4 separate regions of the Homo sapiens genome follow, and regions 1, 2 and 3 are each linked to region 4. Evidence: chromatin contacts called from ENCODE Hi-C or POLR2A ChIA-PET data. All regions are on one chromosome and are shown on one strand. Each heading gives the region's core, a stretch centred on a gene start or an enhancer-like site at or near the end of the contact. The rest is flanking DNA. Distances are from core to core; before and after follow the strand shown. Region 1 holds the start of STAM (signal transducing adaptor molecule). Region 2 holds the start of RSU1 (Ras suppressor protein 1). Region 3 overlaps CUBN (cubilin). Region 4 holds the start of OTUD1 (OTU deubiquitinase 1).

What was found. A loop is a pair of places that touch in the nucleus more often than their neighbours do. ChIA-PET counts read pairs that join two places held with the same protein, here RNA polymerase II (POLR2A). Pooled maps may share reads with other maps.
Region 1: a loop to region 4 is called in a map of CD4-positive, alpha-beta memory T cell, with 19 times the contacts of the local background. The contact joins the promoter of STAM here to the promoter of OTUD1 in region 4. A Hi-C loop is called at or near these places in 2 of 168 maps with a recorded cell type or tissue (CD4-positive, alpha-beta memory T cell and naive thymus-derived CD4-positive, alpha-beta T cell) and 6 of 50 pooled maps. POLR2A ChIA-PET finds 5 or more read pairs at or near these places in 1 of 52 experiments (activated T-cell).
Region 2: a loop to region 4 is called in a map of B cell, with 10 times the contacts of the local background. The contact joins the promoter of RSU1 here to the promoter of OTUD1 in region 4. A Hi-C loop is called at or near these places in 2 of 168 maps with a recorded cell type or tissue (B cell and naive thymus-derived CD4-positive, alpha-beta T cell) and 10 of 50 pooled maps. POLR2A ChIA-PET finds 5 or more read pairs at or near these places in 1 of 52 experiments (CD4-positive, alpha-beta memory T cell).
Region 3: a map of CD8-positive, alpha-beta T cell shows a loop between it and region 4 (8-fold over the local background). The contact joins the enhancer-like site here to the promoter of OTUD1 in region 4. A Hi-C loop is called at or near these places in 2 of 168 maps with a recorded cell type or tissue (CD4-positive, alpha-beta memory T cell and CD8-positive, alpha-beta T cell) and 6 of 50 pooled maps.

Annotation. Positions count from the first base shown.
Region 1 is chr10:17,642,739-17,645,438 of GRCh38, reverse strand. STAM (signal transducing adaptor molecule) reads right to left here and starts at 1,288. Exons shown (of 14, transcript NM_003473.4): 1 at 1,060-1,288. The coding sequence starts at 1,099. It overlaps STAM-DT (STAM divergent transcript), which reads left to right and starts at 1,521. Exons shown (of 1, transcript NR_110370.1): 1 at 1,521-2,700. RefSeq lists enhancers at 1,274-1,393, 1,544-1,613, 1,036-1,685, 1,686-2,334.
Region 2 is chr10:16,816,071-16,818,770 of GRCh38, reverse strand. It overlaps RSU1 (Ras suppressor protein 1), which reads left to right and starts at 1,347. Exons shown (of 9, transcript NM_012425.4): 1 at 1,347-1,456; 2 at 1,687-1,798. The coding sequence starts at 1,690. It overlaps LOC105376435 (a long non-coding RNA gene), which reads right to left and starts at 1,072. Exons shown (of 3, transcript XR_930708.3): 1 at 1,015-1,072; 2 at 29-90. RefSeq lists enhancers at 729-778, 809-898, 929-1,038, 1,709-1,868.
Region 3 is chr10:17,028,670-17,031,369 of GRCh38, reverse strand. The region is part of intron 27 of CUBN (cubilin); the gene reads left to right. Among named protein-coding and RNA genes, the nearest start is that of CUBN, 100 kb to the left of the region's middle. Within about 2 kb of position 1,374, at least 27 of the 41 ENCODE cell types and tissues checked have a DNase peak (open chromatin) inside an H3K27ac peak, as active enhancers do; they include CD8-positive, alpha-beta T cell, where a contact is called at or near this core.
Region 4 is chr10:23,437,776-23,440,475 of GRCh38, reverse strand. OTUD1 (OTU deubiquitinase 1) reads right to left here and starts at 1,401. Exons shown (of 1, transcript NM_001145373.3): 1 at 1-1,401. The coding sequence starts at 1,018. RefSeq lists silencers at 183-552, 693-1,032, 1,083-1,672.

The DNA of each region.
Region 1 (2,700 bases), core at 39-2,538, 5.8 Mb after region 4:
TTTTCTACTCTTATATAAACTTCCAAGTTTCAGTGACATGCTCTAAGGAAGAGTTTAAAAAGAAAAATTCAACATCCACCTTTCATAATTAAAATACACAAAGACAAGTAAATTCATAAGGTTGTCCTTATTCACAGTAATGATTACATTCTGCCATAAGGGATTTGGAAATGGTATTTGGCTTGCTTTCATTCCACACTTGTGTGCCAAGGTAGTTCCTACGTGCGTTCAAATTAAACCAAAATTCTCTCCCCGGAAACTCAAATTCCCATAATTATTATCTTCAAGTCAGAAAAAAATAAAATAAAATAAAATTAAAAACCAAAAGCAAACCTATTGAATTGACATCATCAGTACCTAATACCAGTGATTCAGAAAACAACAAAAATGTAGCATTTCAAACTCTTTCCAGATTCAACAACTTCTTCCACACTTCTTTACACCTTTTAAAGTGCAGAGACCTAGCCTAAGAGAGACATCCCAAAGGCTCAGGTCCTCAATTCGGTTTCAGTCGTTGCCAAGTATTTCATCTTCATCGCTCCTAACATGTTTGAGAGTCTACCCTTAACCAGAGCTCCCTCCTTCAGTTACCGTTACAAAAGATTTTAAAATCCTCTAAGGAACCTTACCTAAAACATTCTGCCAGTTCCAGACGCTCAACATTTATTTGTCTAGGCAAGCACTTTTGGTACAGGGTTTACAATCCTAATCTAGCCAACATACGCCTTAAGCCCTTCGCTGTTCTTCCAGAAGCACAGTCCCTGCACCAGATGCTACACCAGCTGCTCCTCCCAGGCCCTTTACACCAACCCATTCAGCAGTTCTTTGGCAACCTACAGTCCTAGCTCAAGGCCCATTTCACAGGATGAGTCCCATTTCTTTCAAAGAGGATGCGCCAAGCCCTCAACCTCCTCCCAGCTCTGAAGGAGGGAGCCTCAGGAAAGGGGAAGAGCGAGCTCTTCCTTGGCCCTGGCCCGAGGGTCCTGAATGCAGGCAGGGGCTGGCAGAGTGAGCGTGCAGTCCGGTGAGGAATGGGCAGGGAGAGGCAAAAACACTTACCAACATCCTGATCGAAGGGATTGGTGGCAAAAAGAGGCATCTCCGCTGCGTGCCGAGGTGTCCCCGGGGACTCCCTCTCGACAGCACGGGAGTCAGAGCTCGACGTAGGATGGAAGACTCCTCAGGCAAAAAGAGCAACAGAGACCGACTCTACAGGGTCCGCGACAGCTCCTCCTCTCACCCAACCCCACCAACCGCGGCAGCAGCTGCGGCGGCGGCAACAGCAAGGAGCCGAGGAAGCCCCCGCGCGGAGCTTGTCGGGAATCTGGGCGACCTTGGCGCTGCCTGTCTCAAAGCTGCCCCGAGCCTGCCCCATCGGTAAAGGCTGAACAGGGAGTCCCCTCTGCCTGACTCCTCTTTTAATTAGTCACACATAAGAGTGGAATTAGTTCTTGTGTTTTCTGCTTTTCCCTTGGCTAGGAGTCTCCGTAGGACGGGGTCCTTCAGGCGTGCTGAAGCCTACTAACAACCCCAGGAGTGACTGGGAGAGCCAGGAGAAAGAAAGCAGGTTGAGTTCGGGTCGAGCTGTGCGCCTTTTTTCCTCTCGCTCTCTCGGTTATCATAACCTTGTATTCCCTCTGGAAGGAAATGGAAATTCCTTTGGATCATCTTCTAGGTAAACAGTTTAATTAGCTGCGTGAGGTGACAAACTTGCTCGGATGAAGTCATGGGAGCTGAACGAATTGGCCTGAATCCCAAGAGGGGAGTGTTCAGGGCGCGCGTGTCCCTCGGAGAGGCTGAGGTAACGCTGGCTCCTTCCCGGGAGTCCCTGAACGCCCGGCTTTGGAATCTGCAGACAGCTCTTCTAGCAGGGCGTTGGCACCTACTGACTAACCGTGCAATCACTCAGCAGCTGTGATGGTTGGTGACATGTCTTTCACAGCCCAAGATAGCCTCCCTAGACTGAGCAAAAAAAAGAAAACAGAAAAAAACTGGAGCTAAAAGTTGATCAGTGAGTGATTCCTAGCAACCCAAAATGTTGGTTTATTTATTTTACTTATAAGTTTAGTTAACCAATAAAAATTATTCTCTGTGTGATGGAGAAGTTTTAAGGAGCATCTACTAGAGATGTTGCGTCCCACTTGGAACAAACTTAGTAAGCACATCTTGTACGTAAATGGAAATTATCCCGCAAATTACGGCATCTCCAAATGTAGCGTGGAAACTAATATTGACATGTCAACACAGGATTAATACATAGTAATCAAAGAGTGCTTAAAAATTCATTAAAAATGAAGTCCCACCTCTAAAAGTGAAATGTGCAAATTAAAGTAGCAGTTAGATAATGTTTTGTCATTTAGGTAAAAATTACAAAGAATCGGCCGGGCGCGGTGGCTCACGCCTGTAATCCCAGCACTCTGGGAGGCCGAGGCCGGCAGATCACCTGAGGTCAGGAGTTCAAGACCAGCCTGGCCATGGTGAAACCCCGTCTCTACTAAAAGTACAAAAAATTAGCCGGGCGTGGTGGTGCGCGCTTGTAATCCCAGCTATTCGGGAGGCTGAGGCTGGGAATCGTTTGAACCCGGGAGCGAAACTCCGTCTCAAAAAAAGAAAAAAATTGCAAAGAATCAGGGATGTGAGGAGTCAGACACTCACATACTGTTGGATGAAGTGTAAATACTGTATAATCTTCCTAAGGGA
Region 2 (2,700 bases), core at 98-2,597, 6.6 Mb after region 4:
TACTGGGAGAAACCGATGCCATCTGTACCTTGATATCATGCACTGGAAAAGACACATCGCTTTAGTGGTGTTTCTCCAAAAATTCATAACCTGAAAGGGAACATCAAACTTACTTTGAAGGATATTCCACACAATACCTGGTCTGTATTCTTAAATAATGTCTAGTTCAATAAACATAAAAGCCAAGGACGGTTCCAGATCAAAGAAGACTAATGGAGGAATAACTCTTTCATCTGGAATGTTTTTTAAGCAAGAAATACCTGCTTTCGAATTTAAGAGTGCAGATCCTTTTTTTATCCAATTGGTTCGGAGATATAATTACATTATTTTACCACATCTCCTTAAGGCTTTGATCCCTGCTACAATCTACAATATATAAATGCATATGTGTGGCATCCGTCTTATCATCAATTTAGGTGACCAGTAGAAGAAAAGTGCCTGGTGCCAATTTTTATTCCATAGTATAAAATAGTCTCTCAGGACAGGGTTTTTGGTGAGAGAAGCACAGGATGTTGCTGGGTGACTGAGACTGGGTCAGGAAATAGGGAGGCAGAGGGCAACAGTTTCTCTAGAATTTAAAATTTGGTTGCTTTTGGAAGAGAAAGCAAGAGATTCCTGGAAGCCAGAACGTCATGTTTCACAAATGTAAAAGTCCTAGTTGGGAAAGACACATCGCTTTAGTGGTGTTTTCAAATGACTTTTAAAATAGTAGGGTTTTACTTGTAGGTTCTAGCTACAAGTAAAAAGGCTAAAAGCCAGCCTTAGAAACCTGTCAAAAAAGATTTCCAGCAGGGCGCTGGGGAAACGCAGACCGCGCCGGAATCCCCGCCTGGAGAAGCTCTTAATAGGGCGGGAAACTGCGTGCCCCACAAGGTCCCTCAGAGGCACATTGTGGAGACGGGCTCAGGGTAGCAACTTCTGGCGAGTGGAGCGGCTATTACACAAGCGAAACATTCGGAAGCAATTTACTTCCAGCTTTCGCAACACCCACCCTGAGCCACCACCCTCCCTTACACAGTCACGCCACAAACTTCCCCACTTCCGCCCACAGCCCTCTGGGCTTCGACCCATCAACTGAGCTTGCGCCAAGTCTACTGCGCACGCGCCAACTTCGGCCCAATCAGCGTCCCAAACCGTGGGGTGGACGCCACCGGGATAAACTATCCTCAGCGTGGGGCGGGGTCTCGAAGCCGAATAACGAACGTGATTAGCCAGCCTCTTCCACAGACTTTTAAGGGCGGAGCCTGGCCCTGGAGACACGTCTGGAGAGCTGTTCTCCTAATATGGGTAGGGTCGGGCGTGGAGCTGGCAGCGGCGCTGTGTGCGCCTGCGCGGGGCGCCGAGACAGGGCGTGTTCGCTGTTCAGTGCCGGTGTTGCAGGGAGTGAGGGCAGCTGGAGTGCGTTCTGCCGAAGCTTGTGGTTGCACGCCCATCGTCTTAGGGGCTACCTTCCGTGGTGAGTGTGTGCGGTGTTGCACTTGGGGTTGCTTCTCGCTGCGTGGCCGCAGCGGGGCTGAACCCTTCCCACTCCATCCCCTCCCCGCACCCGGACCAGCCCCTGGGACGCCCTCGGACGCCCACCCGCTCCAACCCTGGGGAAGCCTCAGAGTGGCAGCGAAGGCCTCTTGCCTTTCCGCCTCTGCGCTTGCTGTCATCGCCCACGTGCTTTGTTGTTGTTCGGTGCAGACCATGTCCAAGTCTCTGAAGAAGTTGGTGGAGGAGAGCCGGGAGAAGAACCAGCCCGAGGTGGACATGAGTGACCGGGGCATCTCCAACATGCTGGATGTCAACGGCCTCTGTGAGTTCTCGGGCAGGACTCTCCCGTGGATGAGCTGGAAGGCTTTCTAAGTTTGCCAATTCACTGCTGGTCCTGCTGTGAGCGATTGTACTGGTTTAGACCCCAGCCCCTGCTTGTAAACCTCACTTGTCAGGGGCTTCGCGCAGAGGGTTTGCAGTAGGATTTGTTCTGTTCCACCTGGAAAACGATCCTGAGAGTCCACGATGAGAATCACACAGACAGCTGTGCCTCATCGGTTGTCTCTGCTGTATGGCATTGAGGTGGATTTTCCACAGTTTGCTTAATAGTCACTTTAATTATAAATTGAAAATTAATTTTGAGTCCTTCTTCCTGTCTCCTAATACAGTCTTTGTCCATGAACAAATGACACAGAAAAGTTCCATGGTTAATAAGCATTCTTGTGCCTGGAGCGTTTTAAGCATTTCTTGAATCTTTACATTCTTCTGAGTATTTATTCTCCGAACTTGGTTCAGGCTTTTGTCACCTCCTCATGCTGTGGTGAAATCCTCCTAACTTGCCCTCTTGCCTTCAGTTTCACTGCCCAGTTTAATCACTGGGTCACTTTCAGTGTCATTTTCCTGTAACCCCTGTCTATGGTGTTACCCTCTCCCTTAAAACCAGGGATTGCAGATTCACATGCCTCCAAGTGAGGGCGGTCAGGGGCGGTTATGAACTAGGTGATAGGTGTCCCACTTGAAGGGGCCAGCTGCTGCACCTGCTACTCAGACACATGTCACCATAGGAATGTTGGCCCAATGTGCCAGATTATTTTCTTAAAGGAACCAAGATTCTATATTTTTATGTGAAATTTGCTAATTTTTAGATGTTGGCTACTAATTCTAATATTTGAAAAACCTGTGATAAGTGAGCTAAAGCAGTTCTTCAGGCTGACGTGGCTTTGG
Region 3 (2,700 bases), core at 125-2,624, 6.4 Mb after region 4:
GGTCTGGCAAATAGAGAACAAATCTATAAATGTTCACTGTTATTATTTGCACTGATGCTGATGTAAGAGAAACATCTCAGTAAGGTATAGAGAAATTCACAAATAGAGAGCCTTCAATTCTTTAGGTTGAGATATAATTAATGATTCATTTCTCAAGACATTTAATTTTCCTCTTGTTTTCTGCCTGCAGCCTGCATGGTTAATGCATTTTGACACTTCTCACTAAGGATAAATGACAAATGATAAAACCAACAATTTTTGTCCACTTATTTTACTCAAAGCTCCGTTAAGAAAAATAATGAAAAAAATTTTAATTTCAGTGACTAACAGGAGTGTTCGTATTGTCCCTATCATTTTAAAAATTGTTTTGGTTACTCTCTATTATTACAGAGAATAAAGACTTTCTGTATCCTGGAGTTTAACAACTCTTATTTTATTTTATTTTATTTTTGAGACAGAGTCTTACTCTGTCGCCCGGGCTGGAGTGCAGTGGCGTAATCTTGGCTCACTGCAACCTGTGCCTCCCGGGTTCCAATGATTCTCCTGCCTCAGCCTCCCGAGTAGCTGGGGCCACAGGCACCCACCACCACACCTGGCTAATTTTTGTATTTTTAGTAGAAATGGGGTTTCACCATGTTGGTCAGGCTGGTCTCGAACTGCCGACCTCAGGTGATCCACACACCTCGGCTTCCCAAAGTGCAGGGATTACAGGCATGAGCCACCACGCCCGACCAACAATGCTTATTCTTAAGAAAAGAACTGCCACAGAAGGAAATAGGAAAAATTCTTCTTCAGTAGTTGATGCCTTTCAAAATATTAAATTACTAAACCTCTACCTACCTCAGTTTCCAGAACTCTAAAATGAAGATAACAATACTACCTGCATTACAGAGCTGCTAGGATTTTTAAATTAGAATAATGACCAGCATGGAATAAGTGCTAATACATATTATCTATGGTTATTTTAACATAAACATAGTCTCATGGATTATTTTTTTGTGCTCTGAAGCAGGAGACCCCAATCTTTTTGGCACCAGGGACTGTTTTTGTGGAAGACAGTTTTTCCACGGACCGGGGGTGGGGTGGGAGGGTGGTTTCAGGATGATTCAAGTGCATTGTATTTATTGTGCATTTTATTTCCATTAGTCTTACATTGTAATATATAGTGAAATAATTATACAAGTCACCATCATGTAGAATCAGTGGGAGCCCTGAGCTTGGTTTCCTGCATTAGACAGTACCACTGGGGGGTGATGGGAAACAATGACAGATTATCAGGCATTCGATTCTCATAAGGAGCACGCAACCTAGATCCCTCGCGTGTGCAGTTCACAATAGGGTTCATGCTCCTATGAGAGTTTGATGCCACCAGTACTGGTCTGGGGACTGGGGCTCTTGCTCTATAGCATTTTGTGGTAAATAAATCTGTGGTTTCCAGAGCAGCCTTCCCAGTTGTAATTAACATCAATTGGCCCCACTGTGTTGAAAGCAGTGCTGCTTCTCCTGCCTCCCAGTTTTCCTACAAAAGCCACTGGGATTGTAGATAAAATCCTGTTTTCCAGTTGGCGAGATGCAGAGAAGCAGATGAGATTTTGTCTGAGCAGCGGTGGATCTGAGCCGACTTTGATTATGGCTCCACCGCCAACGCTTCCTGGGCAGATGAGTCATGCTTCCTGGAACTGTCTGTCAGAGGAAGTTTGCTTCTGGGACTTTTGCATTTTGCTTAGAGCTTAGAGATAAGCTATTACAATTCTAAGTTCAGCTGCTATTCAAAAACATGCATAAAAGCTGGGAAGAGTTTACCAAACATTTCAATTTATAACTTGATACCAGATATGAGTCTAGCACCGTACTAAGCATGATACCTGGATTCAAAAAAAGTTTAGAATGAAGTATATCCATTAGTTAGCGAAGCCAGATGCTTTGTAGTGTCGTTGAGTTTAGCATGAGGCATTTTAGAAGAAATTTTGGTTTTAAGATTGCCTGAGTAAAATGTGATTTTTTAGTTATAAAAAATTGAAAGAAGAAATGTTATTTCAGTGTGATCAGAATCCCTTTCCTTAAAAAGAAATGCTGATCTTTTCTGACCATCTTTCACAATGAAGGATTTTCGTATGATTGCATTAATTTGCAGCAGTTAATGAACCAACGTTCCAACCTTCAAAAGAGCCTCTGCTCTCAGATTCAAAAGAAACTCTGCGTGTTTCCTCTCTTCAAACATGAAGGACAGAATTAGGATGAATAATAATCAAACCTAAAATAATTTCTGAACTACCCTGAAGCAGTAAAAATTCCATTAGATGCTCAGAACTTGAATTGTCCTATGCACACTGCCTTTCCTGGTTGACCTCAGGTTGCTCTGCTCCTCAGACTGGCGAAAGGCAGGGCAACCGAAAGGTCTCTTCCACTATCAGACAGGCTCATGGTATGAATAAGCATGCATTGAGCAAAATGCTAAATTTTAAACACTGGTAATCACAGTTGTGGGTTTCAGTTAACTATATTGACTTTCTACTTTTTAAAATGGGAAAGATTTCCAATTGCAACATTACAGAATTTTGTTTAAACACGTCTTTACCCTGCAGTTCCTACATTGGCTCTTTATTTATTTATTTATTATTTTTTCTTTCTTTCTTTCTTTTTTTTTTTGAGACAGAGTCTCACTCTGTTGCCCAGGCTTGAGTGCAGTGTTGCATTCTC
Region 4 (2,700 bases), core at 152-2,651:
TCAACTCCCGGTGCAGGCTCTGGTCCCCATACACCGTCTTGCTGACAGCTCGGTAGAGGCAGTTGCCGTCTGGAATGATGTGGAATCGGTACTTATTCCTCTGCCGCAGATACTTGTCCTGCTTCTCCACCTCGGCCAGGTATAGGGCCAGCTTCTCGTCTCTGGGATCCGACCTGGAGACGATCACCGGCTCCGCCGCACTACTCGGGGCGGCCTCGATGCTCCCGGCGGGGGGTGCCTCGGCCTCTGGGTCGGGCCTCCGCGCCGCGTCCCCACCGGGCGCGTCGCAGCGATCGCCGCCCCTCTCCCAGCCCCTGGGGCCCCTCTCCGCCAAGTGCTCTTCGCCCCACGGACCGGGGCCGGGATCGGGGCTCCCCGGGGTCGCCGCGGGGCCTCGGTGCTTGGCGGCGGCCAGGGCCTGGCGGTGCTCGCTCAGTCGGAAGTTCCGATCGGGCCCCTCCCGTGTCGCGTCCAAGCCCGCGGGCTCGGGGCAGTCGGGCCGCAGCAGCTCCTCCAGGAGCCAGGCCGAGGAGCCCCGCCGCGGCGGGACCGGGGCTGCGGGCGCCGGGGCGAGCAGGAGGCAGCGGCCGCGCGGGGCAGCGGCGGAGCCCGCGGCGCCGGGAACGGGATCGGGCCCGTGCAGCAGGAGCCTGTCGGCGCCCAGGGCCCGCACGGTGATCTGTGCGGTGGACGTGTAGTGCGGCGGCAGCGGCGGCTTGCAGGACGCGCCGGGCGGGCCGGCGGCGGCGGAGGCGGGCGCGGCGGCCCCGGACACCACCTCGAAGCAGGAGGAGAAGGCGGGCATCTTGGCGGCGGGGACAGCGGCGGCTTCCCGGTGCTCGGCGGCCGCGGCGGGCTGGCACTCACCGGTCTCGGGCTCGGGCGCGGCGCCGGCGGCTCCCGGGGGCTGCAGCGAGACCTTGAAGGGGGTAGCGGCGGCGGGTGGCGCGGGGGCGGCGGCCGTGGGACCCGGGGCCCCGGCGGGGTAGTGGGTGCAGACGCTGCTGTAGAGCTGCATGTCCCTGCCCGCCGCTCGGCCCCTTATAGGCGCGGCGAGCCCCGGAGCGGGGGACACACCCTCCGGGCCCGGGGGAGGGGGCCGGCGGAGCGCGGTGACCCAACGGCCCCAGAATAGAGATGAGCGAAAGGCAGCCGGCCGCCGCGAGTCAGCAGCCGCGAATAGCGCCCGGGTCCCGGCCAAATTCCTGCTGCGCCACAGCGCAGGGGGGCGGGGACGGGACGCGAGCTCGACCCCTGCCGGTGCGCTCGGCCCGCAGACCCGGGGCGCCGCGCCCGCTGCAGCTGCTTCGGCCCGCGGCGGCCGCTGGGGACTCACGGAGGAAGCCGCCCGCCCCGTTGGAGCGCGTCCCGCCGGCGAGGAGGAGCGCGGTGCGCGCGGAGGCCCGGGAGGCGGGGCCGCGGTTGTTTACCTCAGGCCTCGCGGCCGCGTCACGTGGACTCACTGGAATGCGCGGCTCTTTGCGGCGCCCGATTCAGTCGCGCCTGCTCGCCCCGCCCACTCCGGCCCGCGCCCCGCCCCCTACCGCGCTCCGCCGACGTCACGGGCGTGGCCCTCGGCGCGCGAGCGCGCGCGGGCGGGGCGAGGCCGGGGGCGCGGAGGCCTGAGCAGTCCTGGGATCCTGGCTGGGCCTCCCGCCCACGTGACTCCCACGGACCGCTTCCCCCACCTGGGCACTGGGCACTGGTTTCTGCGCTGCGCCACTCTCCTCAGCGGCTGCAGTGGATGCTGCGGGATGGGAGCTGCTTGGGGCGAGTTAGCATGCTCGGAAAGCTTGCGTGGCAGGAAAGCTTCCGGCATGGGTGTGGAGAACGGAATGCTGCCTTAAAGTCTGTTTGGCCTCTGCTGGTCATGGGCTACCATCCCTGCTTGCATTCACTACTGCCTCTTTTCTTTTATCTTTTTAGAGATGGGGGTCTTACCTGTCTCCGAAGCTAGAGTGTAGTGGCGCAGTCCATAGCTCACTGCAGCCTTGACTTCCCGGGCTCAAGCGATCCTCCCGCCTCAACCTCCAGAGTAACTGGAAACCACAGGTGTGCACCACCGCACCCGGCTAATTTTCTTTCTTTCTTTCTTTCTTTTTTTTTAAGGCGAGGGTCTCACCACAGTTGCCCAGTCTGGTGTCGAACTACTGGCCTCAAGCTGTTTCCCGCCTCGACCTCCTAAAGTGTTGGGATTATGGGTCCTAGCCACCACTCGTGGAACCGCCGCGTCTTTTCCTTTTTTTTTTTTTCTTTTTCTTTTTGAGGCAAGGTCTTGCTCTGCCTTCCAGGCTGAGTGCAGTGGCGCCATCATGTCCCACTGCGACCTCGACCTCCAGGGCCCAAGTGATCCCCCTTCCTCAGCCTTGCCTTGGGCAGGGATTACAGGTGCCCAGCTAGTTTTACCACTGTGTCTTTTCTATGCATTTCCTTGGACTCACCGGTAAGGGTGAGTCCGCTAGTGGATTCTCTTGCCTTGCTAAGACAAAACCAACTTTGCACCTCTGACCTATGCCATTTGGCAAATATCTGGCTTGGGGGAAAGCAAGGAAGCCTTTTAGGCTTTTATAAACAAGCTTTCTCAGAATACCAAATGCAGTATCACTTAGGGCCCTTTGAGAATAGGTGTGAATGCTAGCCAGAGGTCAAAAGCGGTGGAGAAAGTCGTGACCTGCATTCCGGGGCAAGATAGACTATAGA